Regions from separate parts of the Homo sapiens genome. Here region 1 is linked to region 2. A link is a loop called in an ENCODE intact Hi-C map of the cell type or tissue named here. Cell type or tissue: thyroid gland. All regions are shown on one strand. Links, peaks and the distances in the headings refer to the core of each region. The heading gives the core; the rest is flanking DNA. Region 1 overlaps GALNT9 (polypeptide N-acetylgalactosaminyltransferase 9). Region 2 has its middle 18 kb from the start of NOC4L.

Evidence for each region. A loop is a pair of places that touch in the nucleus more often than their neighbours do. Peaks named below come from ENCODE experiments on the same cell type or tissue, not always from the same donor. Only the 100,000 strongest peaks of a DNase experiment are listed, where the experiment ranks them.
Region 1: a loop joins it to region 2, with 2.3 times the contacts of the local background. A loop is called at or near these places in 2 of 110 quality-filtered maps.

Annotation. Positions count from the first base shown.
Region 1 is chr12:132,250,227-132,256,954 of GRCh38, reverse strand. All of the region lies in intron 5 of GALNT9 (polypeptide N-acetylgalactosaminyltransferase 9), which reads left to right. Among named protein-coding and RNA genes, the nearest start is that of GALNT9-AS1, 22 kb to the left of the region's middle. RefSeq lists enhancers at 609-1,128, 1,129-1,649. In thyroid gland, for the core only: no CTCF peak of the experiment used is centred there; a DNase peak (open chromatin) is centred at 3,774.
Region 2 is chr12:132,159,885-132,165,944 of GRCh38, reverse strand. No RefSeq gene overlaps it. Among named protein-coding and RNA genes, the nearest start is that of NOC4L, 18 kb to the right of the region's middle. In thyroid gland, for the core only: no CTCF peak of the experiment used is centred there; a DNase peak (open chromatin) is centred at 3,043; H3K4me3 peaks cover 605 bases.

The DNA.
Region 1 (6,728 bases), core at 660-5,659, 91 kb before region 2:
CTACCCAGGAGAAGACTGGCCTGCGCCAGCAAGCTCATGAAATGTGCTCCCCACAGTCCAGGGAGATGCAAATTCAACCCACAGTGAGATGGGGCTCTGTGCCCACTGGGGTGGCTGAAAGGTGCAGGCTGACAATACCAAATGTTGACAAGGACATGGCACAGATGCAACTCTCGGACATGGCTGGCAGGACTGTGAATCGGTGCAGCCACTTTGGAAAACCGGCAGCTCCTTCTGAAGGCCCGAAACCCACTCCAGTGTCCCCCCTTCCAGTGTCCCCCCTCCAGCGTCCCCCCTCCAGTGTCCCCCTCCAGCGTCCCCCCAGTGTTCCCCCTCCAGTGTTCCCCCTCCACTGTCCCCCTCCACTGTCCCCTCCAGTGTCCCCCGTGTCCCCCCTCCAGTGTCCCCCCTATTCCACTCCCAGGTGTTTTTCTCAAAATAAATGAGACATGCGTACATGCAAAGGCTTCCACACAAACGTTCACAGCGGCGTTACTCACAGTAGCCTCATATGCGTCAGCAGGTGAATGGATGAGCAGGGCAGACTCCACCCACATCACGGAATACTTAGAAACAGGGAGGAGTGGACCCTTCCACACCTAACAACGTGGTGAGATGTAGAGGCTCATGCTGAGCCTCGGAGCCACACATGGAAGAGAGTGTCTGCGTGATTCCTGCACACAGAATTCCACGGAAGGCAAAATTCATCCTGGGTGGAGGCTGAGGGTCGGGGCTCACAGGGAAGGGGCCTGCCTGGGACAGTTCCAGGGCAGCAGTGTTCTCTGCTGGAAAAGGATGGGGTCACCCAGGGGTCTCCATCAGTCAAAATGGGCCAAAATGCAAAGATCACATGGATGCATTTCATTTTATATAAATTTCACCCCTCAAAGTTGATTTTAAAGAATAAATGAAATATTAAGGCAGGTGCGGTGGTTCATGCCTGTAATCCCAACACTTGGGAGGCCCAGGTGGGTGGATTGCGTAAACTCAGGAGTTCGCCCTCCCTCATGGGGACAGAAACAGCAGACAGCCGCAACGAGATGGGGCCATGTTAGAAGTTCCAGGACGGCTTCCATGGTGGACACCCAGCGTGAAGATCGCAAAGGCGCATGTGGGTCCACGCGGTGTTGTCATCGCGGCCGGTGCCCCTGCGTTCCATGCTTAGCGTGCAGGCGTGCAGCCTGCTGGATGTGTATGTTTTAGGGAGAAGGAATCAATGCACACATGTCAGGTGTGCACTGGTTCAGTCCAAAAGGCGGGAGGACCGGAAGTGGGGACTTCCAGGCCATGGGCGGATTCAAAGATTTTCTGATTGGTAATTGGTTGAAAGAGTTAAGTTATTATCTAAAGACCTGGTATGAATAGAAAGGAGCATCTGGTTAAGATAAAGGGTTGTGGAGACCGAGGTTTTATGATGCAGATGAAGCCTCCAGGTAGCGGGCTTCAGAAGGAGCTTCAGAAGGAGGAGATTGTAAATGTTTCTTATCAGACTTAAAAAGGGGCCAGACTTCTGGTTAATCTTGTCTGGATCAGAAAAGACCTCCAAAAGAAAGGGAAGTCTCTACAGAATGTTGAGTTCCCCCACAAGACACAGCATTGCAAGCCATTTCAAAATACATCAATGAAATACATTTTGGGGTAAAATACTTAACTTCTTTAGGGACCTGCTAACTGTCATTTTGGATGCATTTTATCTCTACAAAAGAGTCTGTTTGGTCAGACTTAACATCTGTGTTTTAGTGTTCCAGAATTCCAAAGGGAGGAGAGTCTAAGGGGCTTGTCCAAACCCTCTTCCCATCAGGACCTGAGCTCGTTTTCCTGGGTTACTTTGGGGTGCCCTTGGTTGAGAAGCGGCTCCATTCAATTGGTTGGGGGTCTTAGAATTTTATTCTTGGTTGACAGAACCAATACTTAATCATTTTCACTTGAAATCTTATTTTATGTGAAAATGATTTCTACTCTTTTTGAAAATTGGAAGATTCTAGGCCCCAATTCTTACTCAGTCATGATGAACTGAAGCTGAGCTGTGGCTGCTCCCTCGGACAGAGCAGAGCCACAGTCACCACCTGTCCCAACAGCCGCTCCCGGCAAGCCCATCTGTCCTGTATTGTTTATCATTTGCTGATGCTGCTGCTCCACTTGGGGAAATAATTCTCTAGAGCTGGGTCCTTACGGGAGAGGGAGAATAGGGACAGACCAAGAGGACTGACTATTTCAAGAGAAAGAAGATGAAGGCTTTGATTTCACCATGTTCAACAAGTGACACTAGCCCTCTTCTCTCTTGTACTTTACCTGCCTGACCTTCGTGTAAGTTTGTCTGTCAAAACTCACCCTGGAGGATCAAAGTCTGGGCGAGAGCCCCATCAGAAATCAGCTCCCCACTCACTGGAGGATCACAGAGTCACGTGCTGGAGCCCTGTCAGAATCACTCCTCTCGCATAGAGGATCAGAGTCAGAGACATGAGCCCTGTCAGAATCACTCCCCTCATGCTGGAGGATCAGGAGTAATAGGCGAGAGAAAAAAATAAGAAGGACACGATGCTGATCATCGCTGAAACTGAGAACACATTCTGCTCATCTTTCTCCTTTTGCATACACTTGAAAATTTCCATAAAAGTAAATATGCATATTAAAAGCAGCGGAGGGGCCGGGTGCAGTGGCTTACGCCGGTATTTCCAGCACTTTTGGGAGGCCGAGGCGGGTGGATCACCTGAGGTCAGGAGTTCCTAGCCTGGCAAAACCCTGTCTCTACTAAAAATACAAAAATTCGCAGGGCGTGGTGTCAGGTGCCTGTAATCCCAACTACTTGGGAGGCCGAGGCAGGAGAATTGCTTGAACAGAGGAGGCAGAGGTTATAGTGAGCTGAGATGGTGCCATTGCACTCCAGCCTGGGCAACGAGAGCGAAATTCAGTCTAAAAAAAAAAAAAAGAAAAAACAGTGAAGGGCATTTTCAAGGATGTACAGCAGGGGTCAGGGAATCATGGCCCACAGTCCTGTATTTGTAAATAAAGCTTTATTGACACACGGCCATGTTTCCTCATTTGCATATCAGGGCAGAGGGGAGCAGCTGCCACCCAGGCTTCTGGCACAGAGCCAAGACATTTACACACTTGCCCCGGGCAGAGAAAGTGTGGGCCCTGCTCCAGGACGGCATTTCCGTGATCTCTTTGGGGAATGGAACTTTAGGTGCAGGGATAACCACCTCACTTTTTAAGTCCTAACAATTTTCACTGTGGGCAAAGGATTACCTAGGTGCCGAGGCAAGAGACTGAAGGCACAAACTTTCAGTATAATAAAGAAAATAGTTAGAATAAGAATAATCATAATACAAGTCAGATATAGAGATGATCATGGACAATTATCAATCATTATTATAAACATTATTAATCATTAGCTTTTAATATTACTCTTTGTTGCATTACTAATATAATCTAGGAATAACCTGAGGGTATAGGGTCAGGTGCTGAAGGAACATTGTGAGAAGTGACCTAGAAGGCAAGAGGTGAGCCCTCTGTCATGCCCGCATAAGGGCCGCTTGAGGGCTCCTTGGTCAAGCGGTAACGCCAGTGTCTGGGAAGGCACCTGTTACTTAGCAGACTGTGGAAGGGAGTCTCCTTTCCTTGGAGGAGTCAGGGAACACTCTGCTCCACCAGCTTCCTGTGGGAGGCTGGATATTCTCCAGGCCTGCCCGCAGTCATCCGGAGGCCTAAACCCCTCCCTGTGGTGCTTCAATGGTCACACTCCTTGTCCACTTTCATGCTCCTCCCGCACTCCTGGTTCCTCTTTGGAGTTCGTAGTAGATAGCAGAAGAAGAAATAGTGGAAGTCTTAAAGTCTTTGATCTTTCTTATAAGTGCATAGAAGAAAACGCTGACATTTGCTGCCTTCCCTCTCTGCTTCAGCTACCTAAAAGGGAAGGGCCCCCTGTCCTGTGATCATGTGACTTGCTTCACCTTGTCAATCACTTAGAAGATTCACCCTCCTTACCCTGCCCCCTCGTCCTGTATGCAATAAATATCAGCGCACCCAGCCGTTCGGGGCCACTACTGGTCTCCGTGTCTTTTTTTTTTTTTGAGGCAGTTTCGCTGTTGTTGCCCAGGCTGGAGTGCAGTGGTGCGATCTCGGCTCACCACAACCTCCGCCTCCCAGGTTCAAGCGATTCTCCTGCCTCAGCCTCCCTAGTAGCTGGGATTACAGGCATGTGCCAGCACGCCTGGCTAATTTTTTTTGGTATTTTTAGTAGAGACGGGGTTTCTCCATGTTGGTCAGGCTGGTCTCGAACTCCCGACCTCAGGTGATCCGCCTGCCTCGGCCTCCCAAAGTGCTGGGATTACAGGCATGAGCCAGTGCGCCCAGCCAGGTCTCCGTGTCTTGATGGCAGTGGTTCCCCCCAGGCCCAGCTGTTTTCTCTTTATCTCTTTGTCTTGTGTCTTTATTTCTGACAATCTCTTGTCTCTGCACACGGGGAGAACACCCGCTAAGCCCTGTAGGGCTGGACCCTACATTTCACTCTTTCCATTGTGGATGCAAACTCTTTCTAAAACGTGGCACGTGCTTCTCTGCCTTCTCAGAAACAGTTTTTAAATAACATTAAATGTCAGTGTCGGCGTCCGCAAGACACGAAGGCTTCAGTCGTGGCGGGGATGCGGCTGCAGGAGGTGCCCATGTGCCTGGGACTCTCTGCCCTTCCTGCGTTCACAGCCGCCTGTGGCTCATCTTTGGAGGCCTCTTTGCTCCCTGCAGAGTTGAAGCACCTGAGCTTCAATGGGACAGTCCTAGGCAGGAGTGTGGCCTCACTGCCTGGGCCTGTGGAGGTGGCTGCCCTGTTGGCCTCCACCCTGTTCTAGTCCTCTTCCTGCTCCCCTGCTCCTTTCTCCCAGACAGACGCTGGGGACCATCCTCATCACGGAGGATTCCTGGGATCCCAGTTAAGATCCGGCACCCCCATCACGTGAGCAAGGTGGGAGAACGGCAGGAAGGACAGGCAGCCTGGCAGGCGGGGGGCAGGCCTGGGGGAGCTGGCTCTCATCGGGGCTGCTGGTTCAAGTGTGACTTCGGAGGACACCTGGGGACATGTGTTCCTCCAGGAAGAGGTGGGGCCCCCAGGCTGTGGGTGCCCAGAGGCTGCTGATGTGCCACCAGCCCCTCCAGGATCAAGGGCTGTGCTGACACCAGGCCTGCCCACCTGAGAACCACTCGGAAATTATTCCCTCCAAAGCTCTGGAACCCCAAGCACTACCTCCATTCCCCAGGGCCCTCCAGCTTGCAGAGCCCTGTCTGCCGGGGGCTGGGCCTGCGGGGAGGAGACCCCTGATTTTCTCCTTCACCCGAGGAACAAAGAACAGGGTGCTGTCCCTGAGACCTCTCCTGGTCAGAAGAGGACCTGGGAGGGCGGTGTGGGCCCGGAGGAGTCCCCTCTGAGAGCTGGCCTTGCAGAGCCCTGAGCTCCAAGGATTTAAGGAGTCAGCGACCCCAACCCCATTGACAAGCCACACAGAAACGAGAGCAGCCGCTCCCCTCCCCGGAAAGCGGATGCCGGGAGCCCCCCAAGACGCAGAGCACCGGCCTGTTTCACAGCTTCCTGCCCCGTAACCGGCGTCGTGAACTGGACATGCCTTCCTGTGCTTTTCATCCTTAACGTACTCCAGTTTTAATTTTAACTTTTCGTTTCAGTGCCTCTGATTGAAGGTGGCAAGTGTTGACTGAAACCAAAGTTAAAATTGTATCGATCGAAATTCATAAAATCAAATGAATGTGAAAGAAATGTAAATAATCAAGCTCTCGGGTGATGTTTCCATGCGTTTGTGGCTCGCACATCTGCACGTACGTGTACCGTGTGCCGGTCACCGCTTGGGTCTTGCACGGCGAGGTTTCAGTGTGCGTTATTCTCGACGTGTTCCAAACTCCGTGTGGAAGGACGCGGCTCCGGTGCCCTTGTCTTAGCTTCTCCGTGGATTGTGTCTTACGCGCGCGCTGCTGTTTACGTACCTATCCCAGGTTCACGGGCACCGGGCTCACTAGGCCTCCCTGTGCACGTGTGCAGGCGACAGGTCCACCGCAGGCCTCCGGGGATGTGGGTCCCGACTCCACCCACACGGGCGGTGCCCACCGCCTCCTCGCCGTCTTACCTCGGCATGAGCTGAGCCTTTGTTGTTGTTGTCGTTTGAGACGGAATCCCCTCTGTCACCCGGGCTGGAGTGCAGTGGCGTCATCTCAGTCCACTGCAACCTCCGCCTCCCAGGTTCAAGTGATTCTCCTGCCTCAGCCTCCCGAGTAGCTGGGATTACAGGTGCACACCACCACGCCCGGCTAATTTTTTGTATTTTTAGTAGAGATGGAGTTTCTTCATATTGGCCAGTCTGATCTTGAACTCCTGACCTCAGGTGATCTGCCTGCCTTGGCATCCCAAAGTGCTGGGATTACAGGCGTGAGCCACTGTGCCCGGCCACGTTGGCTTTTCTTGTTATCAGGGTCTGTGGAAGATCAAAGCACTCAATGGGCCATTGGTGAAACTCATATAACACAAATCAACCACACTAAAGTGGGCACCTCTGCGGTGTTTCGACCATCACAGTGTCGTGCAGCTGCCACCTCCGTCTCGTTCCAAAGCATTGTCCTCCCTCCCCGTGGGGACCCCACACCCACGAGCCGCCACTCCCCGTTCCCCCCGCCCCAGCCCCTGCATCCACGAATCCACTTCCTGCCCCCGTGGACTTGCCTCTTCTGTT
Region 2 (6,060 bases), core at 160-5,159:
GGCCCTTGTGACTAGGCCTCATGAAAAAACAACTCGTTACAAAAAGAGCTCAGGTCCCAGACCGTGCCAAAGATTCATGAGACCTCTCCCCATCTGTGCACAGACAGGCAGCCGACTCTGGAGCCCAGGCTGTTGCTTCCCAGTCTGGTGGTGAATCCTCCATAGTCTGGTGAGTATACATATATATATATTTAAATATATATATAAATATGTATATTTAAATATATTTATATATATTTATATATTTATATATAAATATATATTTAAATATACATATATATAAATATATATATTTAAATATACATATTTAAATATATTTAAATATATTTAAATATATAAACATATATAATATATTTATTTATGTATATAAATATATATAATATATATTTAAATATATTTATTTATGTATATGAATATATATAATATATATTTAAATATATTTATTTATGTATATGAATATATATAATATATATTTAAATATATTTATTTATGTATATGAATATATAATATATATTTAAATATATTTATGTATTTAAATATATATAAATATATATTTAAATATATTTATATATAAACATATATTTAAATATATTTATATATAAATATATAATATATATTATATATTTATACATAAATATATATAATATACATTTATATATAAACATATATAATATACATTTATATATGAATGTATAATATACATTCATATATAAATATATATAAATGTATATAATATACATTTATATATATAAATATACATAATATACATTTATATATATAAATATACATAATATACATTTATATATAAATACATATATTTATATATTTATATATATAATGTATATTATATATAATATATATTTATATATTATATATAATATACATTATATATATAAATATATAAATATATTATATATGTAAATATGATATATATTTAAATATGTAAATATATGATATATATTTAAATATGTAAATATATGATATATATTTAAATATGTAAATATATGATATATATTTAAATATGTACTATATTTATATATTATATATTTATAACATACATTATATATATTTATATAATATATAATATATAATATAAATATATATATATTTTTTCCCTTTTCCCCTTCCCATTGCAATTTGCTTATTATATATCTCCACTGCCATTTACGTGGAATAAAGGTTGTTTACCGTTACAGGTATTGTGTGTCTTTTCTTCTCCCCTCACGCATCTCCTGCACAGAACAGATGGATGGGTAGATGGATGGATGTGTGGATGATGGGTGGATGAATGGATGATGGATGGATGGCTGGATGGATGATGGATGGGTGGATAGATGGATGGCTAGGTAGACGGATGATGGATGGATGGCTGGGTGGATGGGTGGGTGGGTGGACGGATGATGGATGGGTCAACGGATGGATGAGTGGTTGATGGACGGATGGGTGGATGGATGGGTAAGTGATAGATTAGCTAAGTGGCAGATACAGATAGATAAATGATACAGATATATATGATTGATCAATGAATATAGATGATAGACATAGGATAGAGATCATCAATATAGATAGATGTGGCAGACAGGTAAGTAATAGATTGAAATAGACAAATAGAGATAGGTAGAGAGATAGAATAGATAGCAGATATGATAGAGAGATCACAGAGATAGAGAGATAGGGGAGAGAGATGATTGAGAGAGACAGAGAGAGATGGAAGGGACCAGTGCTGGCGGGGATGTGGAGAACTTGGACCCTTGTGCCCTGCTGGTGGGATGTCAATGGTGCACCCACTGTGGAAAACTGTCTGGAGAGTCCTGAACACATTAGATGTGGAATTACCACAGGATGGCAGCCACGCGGCACGTCCCTGAGCAGCCGGGAGCCCAGCGACTCTTCTTTAACAGTACGAACACGGTGAGACTGCTGGGCCATTTATCCAGTTAGTGACAGGACAAAACCAAATTCCAGAGGCCGTGCCACCTGCACGCCCAGGCTCTGCGGTAATTCCTGGCTTTGTTAGCCATGGGGCTAACCAGGGCTGAGCCACCCATGAGGCACCTTCCTGGAGGCTGGGGTGTCACCCTCTGCGCCCCGATGCGGGCCCCATTATGTGGGTGACCTGCGCCCAGGGGACCCTGGGCAGCCTGCAAGTGAGCGTGGTTCAGGGCTGGGCCACACATCCTGGCTCTGCACAGCACCTACCTGGTTTTTGGTTACTCACCTGTCCTTTAAAATATGTGTAGAGCAGGGAGAGGAGCTCACATGGCAGGGGCAGCCCACGCAGGGTGGCAAGGGCACAGGTGCGAGCTCAGGTGATGCTGCTCCTCTGGGGCAGGCCAGGCACCCGTCCTGGGGGGCGTCCTGCAGCCCCTATACCCCCTGGCCTGAGCAGCCCCCATTCTGCCAGAGCAGCAGGGCCCCACCTTCCTGCGGGGCACCTGCCCTCCCCACGGGCAGCTCAGTGCATGACAGCTCTGACCCAGCATCAACTGAGAATGCTTCTGGGGGAAGGAAACTAAAAGGCATTGGAGTGGCTCGGACCTGCAGGATGGAGCTGCGCCCAGTACAGGGCGGAGTCGAAGTGGCTCGGACCTGCAGGATGGAGCTGTGCCCAGCACAGGGCGGAGTCGAGGTCCCACAGGTGGGGAGGACCCGGCAGCTAGGGATGGAGCCACCTGGGGCTAGAAACAGAACGACAGGGTCAGGGGAGGAACAGACATGCAGGAGGGACAGTGAGGGAGGTGACGCGGCCATGGGTGAGGTCAGGGCCCAGGGAAGCTCCCAATGGCTCCGGAGCCAGGGCTCACCAGCAGCCAAGCACCGGGATGGAGGGGATGCTCAGCAAGGGCTTCCCGCCTTCCAGAAAAGGCGACATCCACCCTCATGGCCCAAATGGGAGGGTTTGGGGAAGGAATTTCAGAAGGGCCCCTGCCCCCGCCCTGCCCATGACTTCGGTGGCTGATCCCACTCTCCATGAGGCGTCTGCTGTGGCTGCATTGCCCGGGAGCCAGCTGGGCTGGGAGGGCAGGGACAACTCGGACTCTGTGTGCCCCCACTGCCTGGGAAGGCGGCCAACACCGCTTTTGAATTTTAAATGAAACCAAAATTGACTGCGGTAGCGGGGAAATATTTCCTAACACAGTAATTTCCCTCAGAGTGCAGTTGCCACATCAATAAAAATAAACAGCTCTGTAGTGGCCACAGCTCAGGAAGCAGGCAGAGCACAGGCTGGCCCAGGAGGCTGCTTCCCTGGCTCCTACCTGCCTCCCACCTCCCCACGGGCCTCCCCGAGCCTCCTCACGGCAGGGCGGCTGGTGACCCGAGAGGGGTGGCTGGGGACAGCATGGAGGACAGGACAGCACCTCAGGACCGGATTCTGGATACACTGCACCCTCTCGTGCCAGGTGTTGGCAGTTCCGACCAAGCCCAGGCATGAGGGAGGGCCAGGCGGTGTGAGCCCGGGGGCATCCTGGGGGTCGTTCTGGAGGCCAGAAGCTGCAGGTGACAAAATAATGTGTGACGAGGGGGATTTGAGAGTAGCAGAGAGGAATGTGTCCTATGTCTGCCAAAAAGAAAGAAAAGATGAGGGGAGAGGGGAGAGGAGACAAGAGAGGGGAGGGGAGAGGGGAGAGAGGAGAGGGGAGAGAGGAGAGGATCTGTGCAGGGCACATGTTTCCCGTCCCAGGGCAGGGAAGGACAGCCCCCAGGGCAGAGCTGTGGAACGCTGTTTTCTTCCCTCCTTGATGCTGTGGGTTGGCGGTGGCTGGATGCAGCCCCACCAAATGGGGGCTTCAGGTGGCTGCTGGGGTCCCAAGACAGCCAGGCTGAGAAAACCGAGGCAGGTGTCATGAGCCATGGTGGGGCTTCGGCTTTCTCACGATGTGGCGTCTCCACGCAGTGGAGGGCAGGGCAGGGCAGGGCCTCTGATGACCCAGCCGCAGAGTCCAGTGCGAGGAACAGCTCAGTGAGGAGGGGCTGAGTGGAGAGGAGCTGAGGGAAGAGGGGCTGAGTGGGGAGGGGCTGAGTGGGGAGGAGTGATGACCCAGCCGCAGAGTCCAGTGCGAGGAACAGCTCAGTGAGGAGGGGCTGAGTGGGGAGGAGCTGAGTGAGGAGGAGCTGAGGGCGGAGGAGCTGAGGGAGTAGGAGCTGAGTGGGGAGGAGCTGAGTGGGGAGGAGCTGAGTGAGGAGGAGCTGAGGGAGGAGGAGCTGAGGGAGGAGGAGCTGAGGGAGGAGGAGCTGAGGGAGGAGGAGCTGAGGAAGGAGGAGGTGACGGAGGAGAAGCTGAGGAGGAGCTGAGAGAGGAGGAGCTGAGGGAGGAGGAGCTGAGGGAGGAGGAGCTGAGTGAGGAGGAGCTGAGTGGGGAGGAGCTGAGGGCGGAGGAGCTGAGTGAGGAGGAGCTGAGGGAGGAGGAGCTGAGGGAGGAGGAGCTGAGGAAGGAGGAGGTGACGGAGGAGGAGCTGAGGAGCTGAGGGAGGAGGAGCTGAGGGAGGAGGAGCTGAGGGAGGAGGAGGTGAGGGAGGAGGAGGTGAGGGACGAGGAGCTGAGGGAGGAGGAGCTGAGGGAGGAGGAGCTGAGGGAGGAGGAGCTGAGTGGGGAGGAGCTGAGGAAGGAGGAACTGAGTGGGGAGGAGCTGAGCGAGGAGGAGCTGAGGGAGGAGGAGCTAAGGGAGGAGGAGCTGAGTGGGGAGGAACTGAGTGGGGAGGAGCTGGGTCCAGGGCAGAGCCAGGATGCTGGAGGCCGCAGCATCTTTATCGGTGGGGTCAGGGGTCACCACACGGAATCTTTTTGCCGGGATCTGAGGCTGGAGACTGCGGGAAGCTCTCAGGGGAGGGCCTGCGGTGGAGCAGGCCTGGTGGGAGGCGGCCAGCAGGAGAAGAGATGAGGGCCCAGGGAACGGGAAGGGCGGGGGCTTCGGCCAGAGGGGGCCAGGAGCTGGGGGAATGTGGGAGGAGGACAGTCGGTCCCAAGATCACTCCCTGTCTCCGGGCCCCTCTGGCCACCAGGTCCTGCCACCAGGTCCTGCCACCATCCAGCCTGCCTTGCTTCCACCGCCCCGTCTGTGGGGCTGTCAGGCACTTCCCACATGGGCACGCAGGGCTCCTGAGCCTGGCTGTCCTCCGACACCAGCTGGGGGAACCTGCCAGCACCCGGCTCTTCCTTCTTGATCACACCTTGCACAGGTATTGCAAGGACAGGCGGAGGGCACTGGGCTGTGAACTCTCACGCCACCGTGCCGCACGCACTGGGACAGTGGACACTGCCTCTCCGGACTTCCTGAAGGGCTGACAGGGAAGGGGACGAGGCTGTCCCACCAGGGACAGTCCCCCCACCACCTCTGTGAAGAAGCTCCCAGCCTGTCCTGAGGGTGCTGCAACCCTGGGCTGGACCCTCTGTCCCCTGGTTTCCAGGAGACCCCGACAGAGCCCCCCGAGCCCACCCACTCCACCCCCTCGCTTTCTGCCGGTTCCATTGGGCTCAGGGCCTGCAGATCTGGAAGAGGATGCCTGGTCCCGTGGCCCCCGCACCGTTATCTCTTCATTACTTTTTCCTCTTATCTACCCAGTTTCCATTCTCTCATGCAGCCGGAACCACTGGACTAGAATGACAGCAGGATCAGCCCAGCACCGCGCCACCGCCTCCCCGTCTGCCTGCCAGCCAGTAGGGCTTCAGCCACTCACCAGCTGTCCCAAGCAGCAAAGCCCGTCGGGCCTCGGGGAGCACTGTCTGTGGCAGTTCACAGCTCCTTCCCCGACACTGTCACGTGCCTGAGTGGCCCAGACAGCAATCGGCCAGCATGCTGAGCAGAGCTGGGAGCAGGGTGGACCTGGCAGAGCACTCCCCAGCTGGGGTGAAGAGGGCTCGCCCAGCGTGGGCATGGGCGGCTGCCTAGACACCCACGTGAGCACTGCCCAAGCTCTGGGGAAACGAATGAAAGAAGGAAAAGGGGCCGAGAGAGGCGAGAAGAGAACAATGCTGTTTCAGTCCCAGGTCCAATCACACCTGCTGCCAGCCCCATCTGTTCACATCTCATTCCCCAGAGCCCGTGGCTGTGTCCCCCACGGG